2 separate regions of the Homo sapiens genome follow, and region 2 is linked to region 1. The links are chromatin contacts, found by Hi-C or POLR2A ChIA-PET in ENCODE. All regions are on one chromosome and are shown on one strand. Each heading gives the region's core, a stretch centred on a gene start or an enhancer-like site at or near the end of the contact. The rest is flanking DNA. Distances are from core to core; before and after follow the strand shown. Region 1 overlaps MALT1 (MALT1 paracaspase). Region 2 overlaps MALT1 (MALT1 paracaspase).

Region 1 (6,585 bases), core at 1,285-3,784:
CTGTGAGTGGGGCATGCACTCCATGTGGAAGCCAGAGCCTCCTCCCCTGGATGGAGTGTACGAGATCCCTGGACCGGAGCCCATCCCCTCTGTGAGAGAGATGTACTTCACGCCCGGGCTGCCACCGCTGATCTTCCTGCCCTGGGACCCTGGGTAGAAACACCCAAAATTCTGTTCACCCCGTTCACGACCCTGGGACCCTGGCTCGAAGCACCCAAAGTTCTGCTGCTCAAGCTCCATTCACGAGCAGCCACCATACAAAGACCAGGCCTGCTATGTCTTTCACCAGCGTTGCCGCCTTCTCAGGGGTGTCAAGCAGGCCCTCTGGCTTACCGAGGCCAAGTTAATAAAATGCCTTCCTGAGAAAGTACTTGGCCTTGTTGATGATACAAGGAACCACATAGAGAACCAAGATGAGCGTCTTCTGAATTTGATCTCTCATGCCTGTCTCTGGCACTGTACTGAGTACGGCCCCAGGAGAGAGGCCTGCTGTCTGGTCATTGTGGACAGTCTGATAAAGTTGTGTAAGTCTCAGATTCTCAGGCATCCTTCTCTGGCCAGGCAGATTTGTGCCCAAAACTCCACGTTATCCACCACCTGGAATTGTGTCTGTTCTTCAGGGTCATGGTTCTAGTGGAGCCGGCTGAGTGCCAAGGATCCTCTGCCCCCGCCATCTCCTCCAGAGAAGAGGTTGAAGCTACTAAAAATCATGTTCTCGAGGCCTTCTGTCCCCTCTCCCCACTACTGATCTTCAGGAATGCAATGTTTCTGATGTGAAAGATGACACAGGATTCTGGGAGGGCTATCCTTACCCCTATCTCCATATCCTGCACTTCCTGGAGAAAGCCGATTTGCAACCACATAGCCTTCAACCAGATCAGCTGTGGGCCAAGATGATCCTGTTTGCTTTTGGCATTGCCCTGGCTCAGGCCCAGCTCCTCTGTGGCAATGACACCAAGATCTCGGAGCAGCCCGTGGTTGTGCAGAGTACATGCACAGACGGACGTGCATTCCATTTCCTGGTGTTACAGTAGAACACCACAGACCTGGCCTCTTAACAAGTGTGGCAAGAGTTTGGTCTGGGTGGAATCATGCCAGCTACTCTCTCAGCATTTTTGGTGTCTCCCAGTGATAAAAAAGAAGGTGGGACCGGGCCCAGTGGCTCGCACCTGTAATCCCAACACTGGGAGTCTGAGGTGGGTGGATCACGAGGTCAGGAGATCGAGACCATCCTGGCTAACGTGGTGAAACCCCGTCTTTACTAAAAATACAAAAAATTAGCTGGGCGTAGTGGCGGGCGCCTGTAGTCCCAGCTACTCTACTCAGGAGGCTGAGGCAGGAGAATGGCATGAACCCGGGAGGCGGAGCTTGCCGTGAGCCGAGATTGCGCCACTGCACTCCAGCCTGGGTGACAGAGCGAGACTCCGTCTCAAAAAAAAAAAACAACAAAAAATTAGCCAGGCATGGTGGCACGTGCCTGTAATCCCAGCTACTCAGGAGATGGAGGCAGGAGAATTGCTTGAACCTGGGAGATAGAGGTTGCAGTGAGCCAAGATCGCGCCACTGCACTCCAGTCTGGGCGACGGAGCGAGACTCCGTCTCAAAAAAAAAAAAAAAAAAAAAAAAAGAGGGTGGTTGTGGAATGCGTTGGGCTGACTGGTTTCCAGTGGGAGACATCCAGGAAGTTTTTAGCTCTGTATTTACATGGTGCTACGTGAGCCAAGGACCATTCTGAGGCCCGAAACCCACCTTTGCCTTCTCCCACTGAAGAGGGCCTGGGGTCCCCCTGGAGCCTCAGTGCTCATCTAGCCTGGTGGTCTCACTGACAATAAAGAGCCCTTGCATTGCAAAGGAAAAAAAAACTATTATAATTGTTTTGGGGTGCCACAAATTATGCCACTATAAGAAGTTGAGCTTAATTGATAAATGTCATGTGTATTCCAACTGCTCCACCGACTGGCCATTCCTCTCTCTCTCTCTCTCTCTCTCTCTCTCACTCTCTCCCTCCCTCCCTCCCTCCCTCCCTGTCCCTCTTCCTCTCCCACCTCCCCACTCCCTCTTTGGGCCTCCCTATTCCCTGAGACACAACAATATTGAAATTAAGCTGATTAATAACCCTACAATCGTCTCTAAGTGTTCAAGTGAAAGAACAGTGACACACAACAATATTGAAATTAGGCTGATTAATAACCCTACAGTGATCTCTAAGTGTTCAGGTGAAAGGAAGAGTCACATGTCTCTCACTTTAAATCAAAAGCTAGAATTGATTTTACTTAATGAGGAAGGCATATCAAAAGCTGAGATAGGCTGAAAAGCTAGGCCTCTTGTGCCAGTTAACCAAGTTGCGAATGCAGAAGAAAAGTTCTTGAAGGTAATTAAAAATGCTACTTCAGTGAACACACGAATGATAAGAAAGCAAAACAGCCTTATTGCTGAGATGGAGAAAGTTATAGTAGTCTGGATAGATCAAACCAGCCACAGCATGCCCCTAAGCCAAAGCCTAATCCAGAGTGAGGCCCTAACTCGCCTCATTTCTGTGAAGACAGAGAGGTGAGGAAGCTGCGGAAGAAAAGTTGGTTCATGAGGTTTAAGGAAATAAGCTGTCTCTGTAACATAAAAGTGCAAAGTGAAGCAGCAAGTACTAGTGGAGAAGCTGCAGCAAGTCATCCAGAAGATCTAGCTAATGCCAGGCATGGTGGCTCGTAATTGATCATGGTGTCTATAATCCCACCACTCTGGGAGGCCAGGGCAGGAGGATTGCTTGAGCTTAGGAGTTTGATACCAGCCTGGGCAACATGGTGAAACCCCGTCTTTGCAAAAAATACAAAAAATTAGCCAGGCACAGTGGCACCTGCCTGTAGTCCCAGCCACTCGGGAGGCTGAGGTGGGAGAATTGCTTACACCTGGAAGGCGGAGGTTGCAGTGAGCGAGATCATGACACTGCACTCCAGCCTAGGTAACAGAGACAGACCTTGTCTCAAAACAAAAAAGCAATAAAAGATCTAGCTAAGATAATTAAAGAAAATGGCTATAATAAACAGATTTTTCAGTGTAGATGAAACAGCCTTCTATTGGAAGAAGATGTCATCTAGAACTTTGATAGCTAGAGAGAAGTCAGTGCCTGGCTGACTCTTGTTAGGGGCCAATGCAGCTGACAACTTTACGTTGAAGCCAGTGCCCATTTACCATTCTGAAAATCCTAGGGCCCTTAAGAATGATGCTAAGAAACTGCAAAGTTTTTGTCCTGAGTAACCAGATGGATGGTGGTAGGCAGTAAGACTGGTTTACCATCTTTGAGATGGGGAAACTGTGGGGACTGGCAGAGGAGTAGATTTTGTGTCAGAAGGGATTTGGGACATATAAAATTGGTGGTGGCTATAGGACATTCAAATTTAAAGCCAGGATAGCCAAAACTCCTATATTTTTTAGATTTATTACTTGTTCTCTTTTGTCATTGTTGCAACTTTTTCCTGTCACATCGAAACTTGGGAAATCAGAATCTTTGTATTTTAAAGTTGTGATGTAAAACTCTCCTGGCAGATGAATGGTAAATGTGGGGACATTAAAATACAGTGTTATGAATTTGCTGGCTTCAGCAAGAGTGCTTATCCCATTTTCCACCTTTCCTACCAACATGTATCACAGATTTCAGAAAAATTCTGAACTTCATCCGTCCTGTACTAACTTGGCCTCGACATAAAGGATTAATGAATATGAATGTCCTCCCTTGGCAAGAGTTTAAAATTCTGAGAGGCTCTACTATATTTACTAAAGATTTTCTAGGGCTTCTCGAGGCCCTCAAATGTGCTAGGTATACAATAAATATTTACTCATTTTTAATTTTGCTTTTATTTAGTATCTTTGTGCTGTGACTTTCATGAACATTATTTTTTTTCCTAGAAAGTTTAGTACCTTTGATGTATTAAGATTACTGTTATTTACACTGTTTCCTTTTTACTTGTAATCTTGTTTTGTTTCTTTGCATTGGTGGGTGGTAGAAGAAAAAGACACTGTTATGAGGTCACATTCAGTATAGACAAGGAAAGAAAATAAAAGTAGGTGCAGGAAATTAAGTTTTATAAGTTTTAATTATCTTTTTCTTTACTTCCTAAAAGCCAGCTAACCCAGTTTTATTAATTACAACTTTTGCAAATGTAAGCTTTTCTAGCTTTGGTTTCTTTTATGTCAGTTATCTATTGCTGCATTAATAAATTACCCCCAAGTCAGAAGTGAAAAACAACAACTGTTTATTATCTCACACAGTTTCTGAGGCTAGTAGTCCAGAAGTGGCTTAGCTGGGTAGTCCTGGCTGAGGGTCTCTCGTGAGGCAGCAGTCAGACTGTCAGCCAGGTCTGCAGTCATCTGAAGGTTTCCCCAGGGTTGGAGGATCTTCTCAGATGGCTCTCTCACAGGTGTTGTCAAGAGACCTCATTTCCTCACTGGCTGTGGCGGGAGATCTGTTTCTTTCTGTAGAGATATGGTTTGGCTGTATTCCCACCCAAATCTTATCTTGAATTCCCATGTGTTGTGGGAGGGACCTGGTGGGAGGTAATTGAATCATGGGGGCAGGTCTTTCTCTGCTGTTCTTGTGATAGTGAATAAGTCTTATGAGATCTGATGGTTTTATAAAGGGGAGGTTCCCTGCCCGCACCTTCTTCTCGTTTGTCTGCCGCCATGTGAGACATGCCTTTCACCTTCCACCATGATTGTGAGTCCTCCCTAGCCACGTAGAACTGTAAGTCTATTAAACCTCTTTCTTTTGTAAATTGCCCAGTCGTGGGTATGCCTTTATCAGGAGTGTGAAACAGACTAATACTCTTACCACTTGAGCCTCTCTGCAGGGCTACCTGAATGGCCTCCTGCCACAGTCATGTGCTTCCCTGGGGCGAGTGAGTGAGAGAGAGGCAAGAGAAGGAGTTGGGGGTGTTCCATTATTGACTAGGATTTTCTTCCAAATTCCTGTCAAAAGTCTTCCAAGCTTAGATGTTGGCAGTTATTCCTCAAATGAGGAATGTTTGTGTCACAGGTATATCAAATATATATCTCACTGCTCTGTTTCTGTGTCTTTCTCTTCCAAAATCATTTTCATTTCAATACTAAATAATAATGCAGTCATTTGAAGACGTTTTCAATGGTGTTGTCTTTGTCCATTGCATGCTTCCATAATACAGTACCACAGACTGGGTAATTTTTAAAGAACAGACATTTATTTCTCACAGTTTTGGAGCCTGGGAAGTCCGTGATCAAAGAACCAGCTTCTGATGAAGGTTTTCTTGCTGTGTCCTCACATGGCAAAAGAGAGAGAACCTACCTGCAAACCCCGTTATTACAGCGGCATTAATTCATTCGTGAGGGTAGAGCCTCCCGCTAGGCCCTACCTCCCAACATTGTTACATTGGGGATTCAGTTTCCAGCACATGAATTTGGGGGCACATATTCAGACAATAGCAGACATTGCAACTTAACACGTCTGTTACTAACAGTGCACGTAACTTGACTGAAGTGGCAGCCATATGAGCATTTATGACCAAACATTTCCATGAGCTAACACTGAGAACTACCCTGTGGCTGTGCCTGACAGGCATCTGTTATAAGGTGCATCCTGATTTCAGAAGTGTTAGAATATGGGGGAAAAAAGCTTCTAGAAATTGAAGAAATATGGTAAATAATTTTCTCCCCCACCCAATCATGGGGAAGTACAATAGATCAAAGTCTTCTGCAAGTAAGTTTCTTTCCTCTGATTTTACAAAAGCTGCAACTCACAAAGTGTAAATTGATTGAGAAGGAGATGTGAATGAGTGATTTATGACAAAGATAAATATGCAAGTTATTTCTAAAATGTTTCAATTTTTGGTTTCAGATGTATAAACAAGGAAAATCCCTCTTGTGACTTTAATTTTTTTTTTTTTTTTTTTTTTTTTTAGGAATAAAGATTACTGTAAACCCAGAGTCAAAGGCAGTCTTGGCTGGACAGTTTGTGAAACTGTGTTGCCGGGCAACTGGACATCCTTTTGTTCAATATCAGTGGTTCAAAATGAATAAAGAGGTAATTTTTTAAATATATCTTTTAATTCTTCCAAGGAGAGAGAATGATAGAGAATTAATTAACATTATCGTCCTAAATGTAGTTTTAACAGTTTGGTAAAAGAGTCTGATAGACATTGCTAGGTTATTACTGAAGTAGTCAATAGTCATTATTTTGGTAAGACAGTTCCAGAATTGTCTCATGAAAACATTGTAAACAATAATGAAATTAGTTCTCCACTCTAAAAATTGTGGAAAATAGGGATTACTTAGGGCAGCAGTGTTAGCGAGTATAAAACATCACCAGTACATTCTTGTGTATACAAACTCTTCACAACAGATTATGTTCCAACCAAAATCTTTAAAAGATTTTCAAGGCTATATGGAAAGTTAATGTGCTATTCTTTTTAAGAATTCCACATCACTGTTTTATCTGTATCAGAAGATTTAGGACCTTGTGGTAGATTCTGAAGTAAAATTCAGATGGGCAGAATGGGCCATTTATTCCTTTTGTGAAATGATTGGATCCCTGCAGCACCCAACAAATAATTTAAATTCACA
Region 2 (6,585 bases), core at 2,670-5,169, 62 kb after region 1:
GAAAACAGAAGTAAATCTTTGTGATGTTGGGCTTAGGAATGGTTTCTTAGACATAATACCAAAAGCACAAGCAACAAAGGCAAACAGTAGATAAATGGGACTTCATCAAAATTAACTTTAGCGCCTTAAAGGACACCATTAAGAAAGTGAAGTTAACCCTCAGAATGGGAGAAAAATTTTTGAAAAATCATGTATCTGATAAAAAAACAAACAAACATGCAGGTGCTCAGCTGTGGTTACCACCGAGCAGCACTGTCCAGTGAACTTGCTGTGATGATGGGATGCTTGGTATCCGCACTCCCAGTGTGATAGCCTTTAGCCTCATGGGGTTGTTGAGCAGTTGAAATAATAGCTAGTGTGAGGAACTGAACATAAAATTTTAGTTTTAGGATGGGTGTGGTGGCTCACGCCTATAATCTCAGCACTTTGGGAGGCCAATGAAGGCGGATCACTTGAGCCCAGGAGTTCAAGACCAGCTTGACCAAGATGGCAAAACCCTGTCTCTATTAAAAATACAAAAAAATTAGCTGGGCATGGTGGCACACACCTGTAATCCCAGCTACTAGGGAGGCTGAGGCAGGAGAATCGTACTTCCCCTTTATACTCTTCTGTATATTTGATTTTTTTTTTTTTAAGACAGAGTCCTGGCTCTGTCGCCCAGGCTGGAGTGCAGCGACATAGTCTCAGCTCACTGCAGCATCCGTGGAGGCTGAAACAGGAGAATCGCATGAATTTTTTAAAAAATCTAAACATGTAATTTTAAAACGGGCTTAAGAAGAATGATAACAGTTTTGGTCTTCTTTTTTATCAACCATGCTTTTATTTTACTTGAATCTCGTGCCAATTGCTTTGTAATATTAAAGTAGGATTTACACAAGTGGAATTTAGAAAAGATGATAATCTATCAAATCTGTCAATACCAATTAGAATGTAATAAAGAAATTAGGATAGTGGAGGTTTGAGCAAGTAAAGGCTCACCCAAATTCAAAGCCAATACTTGATGCTGAGAGGGGATATTTTCTGGAAGGTAATTTTTAAAAATTAAAGTCACAATTATAAATTGTATATTTCCTAATAAAAGAAATCTCAACTCATGGGACAATTTGAATTTAAAACACTATTGTTCCTCATTCAGTGATGAACAAGTCAAAACGTTTCAGAAAAGAAAGCCTTTAAAGAAGAATCCTGGCACAGAAAAGGTCCATTTAGACATTGCCTTCTTCCCCCATCTCTAATGCCTCTTTTCAAATCTCTGACTTGCACATGAAGTAACAGTGAGGTGTCCTGTGCAGCAGTCGCAATTTTTTGACTTGTCAAATTGAAGAAATTCAATTATGTAGCCAGAGCTTAGATCACTGACATGTATACTGGCATAAGCTTTTTTTTGTTTGTTTTTAATTTTATTAGAAGTGGGATCTCATTTTGTTGCCCATGCTGGTCTCAAACACCTGTCTTCAAGTGATCCTCCTGCCTCAGCAGCATCAGTTTAATATCTAGATAAAATCTGATGTATGTAATTTTACTTTTAAGGGTTTTTTTCCAAACAGACGTCCTGACAATGTTGTTTCCTATTCCTTGAACATTCACCTGACGCTTATATACTGTCATTACTTTTATCTGTCAACTGATGTCAGCTACTCAATTTACACATTACTTTTGTGCATTTCATCCTGTTTCTCAGTTTGACATTGTCATTCAAATTCAGAGTTTGACACTGAAACCCTGGGCATGGTGGCTCACACCTGTAATCCCAGCACTTCGGGAGACTGCGGTAAGCAGATCATTTGAACCCAGGAGTTTGAGACTAGCCTTGGCAACATGGTGAAACCCCATCTCTACCAAAAAAAAAAAAAAAAAAAAAGCAAAAACAAAAATTAACTGGGCATAGTTGCACACACCTGTAGTCCCAGCTACTCAGGAGGCTGAAGTGGGACGATCGCTTGAGCCCAGAAGGCAGAGGTTACGGTGAGTAGAGATTGTGCCACTGCACTCCAGCCTGGACGACAGGGCAAGACGCTGTCTCAAAAATAAAATATTAGTAAAGAAGAGTACAATCAGAATATGAAAATGTGTAAATGTGCATATTCTCTTTTTTTCTAATTTGGTAGCATTAAAAATACTTAAGCATCAAAGTTTGGCTTTATGAAGAAGGAGTCTGAGACACCTCAGGTTTCAGCCCTTACTAATAGCGTGGCTCAAAGAGCGTTAACTTGCCTGTGCTTCTGTTTCCTTATCTGTAAAATGGGGATGATGCTGTAACATCAAAGAGCTTATAATACTTTCCAGAGCTGGCAGTACTAAATAAGACCATTCCTCTAAAGTGCCAGCATTTTGAAAAGCATCAACCCATCAACCTTGTGCTTTAAATCTGGCATTCTTAAAGCTATACCTGTAGGCAGTATAGAGTGTTTTTTTTTATTTGTTTTTTTGTTGTTGTCTTTTGAGTCTCACTCTGTCTCCCAGGCTGTAGTGCAGTGGCACGTCTTGGTTCGCCGCAACCTCCGCCTCCCAGGTTCAAGCGATTCTCGTGCCTCAGCCCCCCGCATAGCTGGCATTACAGGCACACACCACCACGCCCAGCTAATTTTTGTAGTTTTAGTAGTATCTACTAAAATAAACAGGGTTTCACCATGTTGGCCAGGCTGGTCTCAAACTCCTGACCTCAAGTGATCTGCCTGCCTCGGCCTCCCAAAGTGCTGGGATTACAGGCGTGAGTCACCATGCCCGGCCGGCAGTGTATATCTTCTAAAGTTGCAATTTTTGTTCACTCCAGAATCACTTTTCAAAAAGCATGCAGATTTAATGCCACCAGTTTGTGTTATGTATCTATCCCGCAAAACAGCTCTAAAGGTGATTTACTAAAAGATTAACAGCATTTATCTCTGGTGGGATAATTTTTCTTTGCTTGTTTACCTGTGTCTTGCAGATTTTACACAGTGAACAATGACTGTATAATTTTAAAATACAGATATGCACAATTGTGTAATGTAAATATGCTCAGCTTCAATACATTTAAGAACACATTTTTAACTTTTCGTAAGGAGTCTTCAGTTTAAAAGTACAGTGTCATTACAGAGTGCTTATTCTGTTACAAAATTAGTAAAGCTGATTCTGCCTCTAAATCTGAAGTAATTCCCACTTTTTTTCATGCTTGAGTTTAGTTGATAAATAGCATTTTAGATACTAAAAATGATTGGATGAGTATTTCTACATTAATAAGTTGCTAATTAGGCACCAGGGTAGCAGATAGAATGCCTTTCTGTGTGCTAGGTTTAAACATTTTACACACAGTCTTATTTAAAACAGCCTTGCAGTTTATAGATGAACTGATTGTTAGGCTAACCAGAGGTGTTACTATACCCTCCAGGATAACCCAGCTAGTAAGGGCAGAGCCAGGATGATTCAGACCCAGACCAGAGCCGGGTGTTTTGTCCACAGTACTGCTGCTGCTTATACCGTAACGGGAAAAGTACACAACAGTGTCTTAATATTTCATTCTTCCATGAAAAACACTTTTAAAATATTGAAACATTATAGGAGCAGAAGTACATCTCTAAATATACTTTTAGGTCACATTGAAAACATTTCCAAAGGATTTGACCTGAAGTTAATGTTGCTACATTATGCTCAATACAGCAGGCTGTTCTGCTAGGGAAATTGTTAATATTTTAAAAATATTTTCCTAAGCTTTAGCTTTACCACTTCCAAGTCTGTACAGACTGGTTATTTCTACATTACAAAGACAGTGACTCCCTCAAAGGCTGACAGTTTTTATAGTCTGTGTTTATAACATACACATCTATTCTTGCCAGATGTGGGTTCCTACATTGCCATCTAACCTCAGCATCCTTTATGTTATGCTCCAACTTGGGTAAGCGGCTTTGTTTCCTTCCCAATCTCCTGGTCAGACAGTTGACCTCACATCTTTGTCTAGTGGTTTTCAAACGTCAGAGTAGCCCCTTGTTGGAGCGGCAGCCTTGGGGTTCCCCACTGTTTTCCACATTGCCTTTCCAAGTAAGCTTTGGTCTGCGTTAAACCCCGCTGTTTGCTTTGATATTCTCCCCCCACACAGCCGTACCCCACACCAGCTGGGCGCCTTTGGGAGACCGCAGCCCTTAGAAAAGGGGAAGAAAAGCCTCCTGACTGCACAGTGAGGGCTGGAGGCGTCTGGCCTGGAGGGAGTCCAGGCCACTGGACTCCACACTGTCAGCCAGTGTGAGCTGCTGGTGACAGGGAAAGGCCATGTGAGCAGGTCCTGACCTGCAGTTCGGGCCCCTGGAGCAAACAGCACCAAACTTGGCCCCCAGATCAGCTTTGTCATTCAAGATGTGGCTTGCTAGCAGGTGTTATTAACAAGGCGAAGCACCATGTGGTATCTTCCCATTGGAATCAGTTGTTATTGCTAACTAGGTATTAAGTGTCTGAAAACCTGATTTTGTACTTTGGCATCACCTGGCCCAGTTATAGCTTTGTGGGGGATACAGTTTCAAGGTGTGCAGTGGCACTCTCACCTGCAAGGGAGAAGTGTGCTTGTTGGGGGAAGGTCAGATAGGGGGTACACAGGGCTGGCATGCTAAGACACGCTCTTCCTGGAAGTATACGTGCAGAAAGCCACATCATAGTCCAAGGCTTTATGAGCACAAAAGGAACACGGGGTGGGGCGGGGAGGGGATCGTCTAGATGAACCTGATGGTTAATGACAGCAGGCTAAGATGAGCCAAATGTCCCTCTCATTGGCCAGCCTTGCCAGTGAGGCTGAATGCTTCCAAGCTAAGAGTCTCTCTGTCCTGGACAGCACTTACAGGACCCTGCCAATGTCTGCTGCCCGAGGTGCTTTCTGACAGTTTGCTGTAGCTACAATAATCCATTTACTCAGCTCGCAGACTTGCCTTGGAGCCATTCTAGCTGTGTAAGCTGACTTCACACCCAGGCCTGACCCACGATGTGACTCGCAAAATTACCTTTTCCGGCATTTTCGTGTCCTGGCCCCTTGTTAGCAGCACGTGACCAACACTGGCCACCAAGGCCCAAGCTAGACTGGCCAACAGAGAGTGGAGGGCTGAGGGCTGAGGAGACCACAACCATTATTAGATAGGATTGATTCTGCCTGTAGACTGAAAAGAACATCACCAAATGATGTCGAGAAGGAGGATAAGGAAGACCATTCCATGATGCTCTGCTCGGCCGAGCTACCCTGGAGGCAGGCCCCTGCTGAGGAGAGGCAGGAGAAGGGATGTCTTCAGGTGAGCCAATGGGAGCAGCTGGCTTTCAAAATGCCACTTAAAAGGGAGGCTGGCTATTGGCCTACACTGCACAGAAGCTTCCTGACCAGATGCCACAGGGCCTGGGGTCACCAGTAAGCCTAGAGCTGAGACTCCCTGAGCCCATCTCCAAATACATAATCCGAGTGGGGCTGTGAGAGGACAGTGGGGCAGTGCGGGACCTACTCCTGGAGGACTCACCCGCTCCCCAAAGGGTATGTGATCCATGCCCCAGGCCAGTGCTGCTGGCTGAATGTGAGGAAGCTTGGACTCCATTCCTCAGGAGCCCAGGCACTTCAGCAGGAAGGCTGGGGACCTCTGGGGCCAGCACTAGGGGCAGAGCAACAGACGAGACTAGAGGGCAGAGGGCACGTGGGAGCTAAGCCTGGGGAGATGGACACCAATGCTCAGGTGAGCGGCCCTAGCTGGCAGCACTTTGTGTGTTTCGGCACGCATCGTTGCTGGGAGGAGTAAGCACTGGCCGTGCAACTCCACCAGGGGAGGATGATGGAGGGGGTGCCTGGTCTCTCCTGGCCTCTGTGCACGTGGCTCTTCCCTTGCTGATTGGAGTCAATGCCTTTCACTGTGATAAACCATAACCATGAGTGTTATGGCTTCTCTGAGTTCTGAGTTGTTCTCGTGAATTAATGAACCTGATCTTCCAGTGGAATGGGGTGGGCGGGAACCAGATTGGCTCGTGATGGCCTGTGATGTCCTAGAATAGCCAGGTCACAGGTGGGACTTCTCATTCAGGGAAGGTGATGAGCCCACAAAGCTGGGTCCAACCCAAAGGCTTCAGGGGCAAGTCTGCCACCCCAGCCAGCATTGGGTTTCTCCAAGTCCCTCTCCTTTCGGGGCTGTGTTATTTACCAATTCCTAAAGGGGACCTCAGAGACTAGCTCACAGGCCATCTCTCTCACTGCATCCTCCCTGGTCCCCTCAACAGGAAGCCACCTAGAGACAGAGAACAGTGCTTTCTGTGTGCATTTCACCCAAAAACGCACACAGAACGGAGACTAAACCATGTGTTGGCATGAATGACTCCTGACAATGACCCCGGATTGCACCAGCCAGACTGGGCTCATCACCTTCCCTGAATGAGAAGGCCCACCTCTGACCTGGCTACTCTAGGACATCACAGGCCATCATGAGCCAATCTGGTTCCCGCCCACCCCATTCCACTGGAAGATCAGGTTCATTAATTCACGAGAACAACTCAGAACTTAGAGAAGCCATAACACTCATGGTTATGGTTTATCACAGTGAAAGGCATAAACTCCAATCAGCAAGGGAAGAGCCACGTGCACAGAGGCCAGGAGAGACC

What was found. A loop is a pair of places that touch in the nucleus more often than their neighbours do. ChIA-PET counts read pairs that join two places held with the same protein, here RNA polymerase II (POLR2A). Pooled maps may share reads with other maps.
Region 2: a loop to region 1 is called in a map of endothelial cell of hepatic sinusoid, with 2.7 times the contacts of the local background. The contact joins two enhancer-like sites. A Hi-C loop is called at or near these places in 5 of 168 maps with a recorded cell type or tissue (CD4-positive, alpha-beta T cell, GM12878, endothelial cell of hepatic sinusoid and 2 more), 6 of 37 single-sample maps with no recorded cell type and 13 of 50 pooled maps. POLR2A ChIA-PET finds 5 or more read pairs at or near these places in 15 of 52 experiments (A673, CD4-positive, alpha-beta T cell, GM10248 and 11 more).

Annotation. Positions count from the first base shown.
Region 1 is chr18:58,690,442-58,697,026 of GRCh38, forward strand. MALT1 (MALT1 paracaspase) reads left to right here. Exons shown (of 17, transcript NM_006785.4): 3 at 5,925-6,046. All of the region lies in intron 2 of LOC105372146 (a long non-coding RNA gene), which reads right to left. It also overlaps the pseudogene MRPL37P1. Among named protein-coding and RNA genes, the nearest start is that of MALT1-AS1, 22 kb to the left of the region's middle. Within about 2 kb of position 2,535, at least 3 of the 41 ENCODE cell types and tissues checked have a DNase peak (open chromatin) inside an H3K27ac peak, as active enhancers do.
Region 2 is chr18:58,750,777-58,757,361 of GRCh38, forward strand. MALT1 (MALT1 paracaspase) reads left to right here. Exons shown (of 17, transcript NM_006785.4): 17 at 1-3,701. The region is part of intron 1 of LOC105372146 (a long non-coding RNA gene); the gene reads right to left. Among named protein-coding and RNA genes, the nearest start is that of LINC01926, 60 kb to the right of the region's middle. Within about 2 kb of position 3,920, at least 7 of the 41 ENCODE cell types and tissues checked have a DNase peak (open chromatin) inside an H3K27ac peak, as active enhancers do.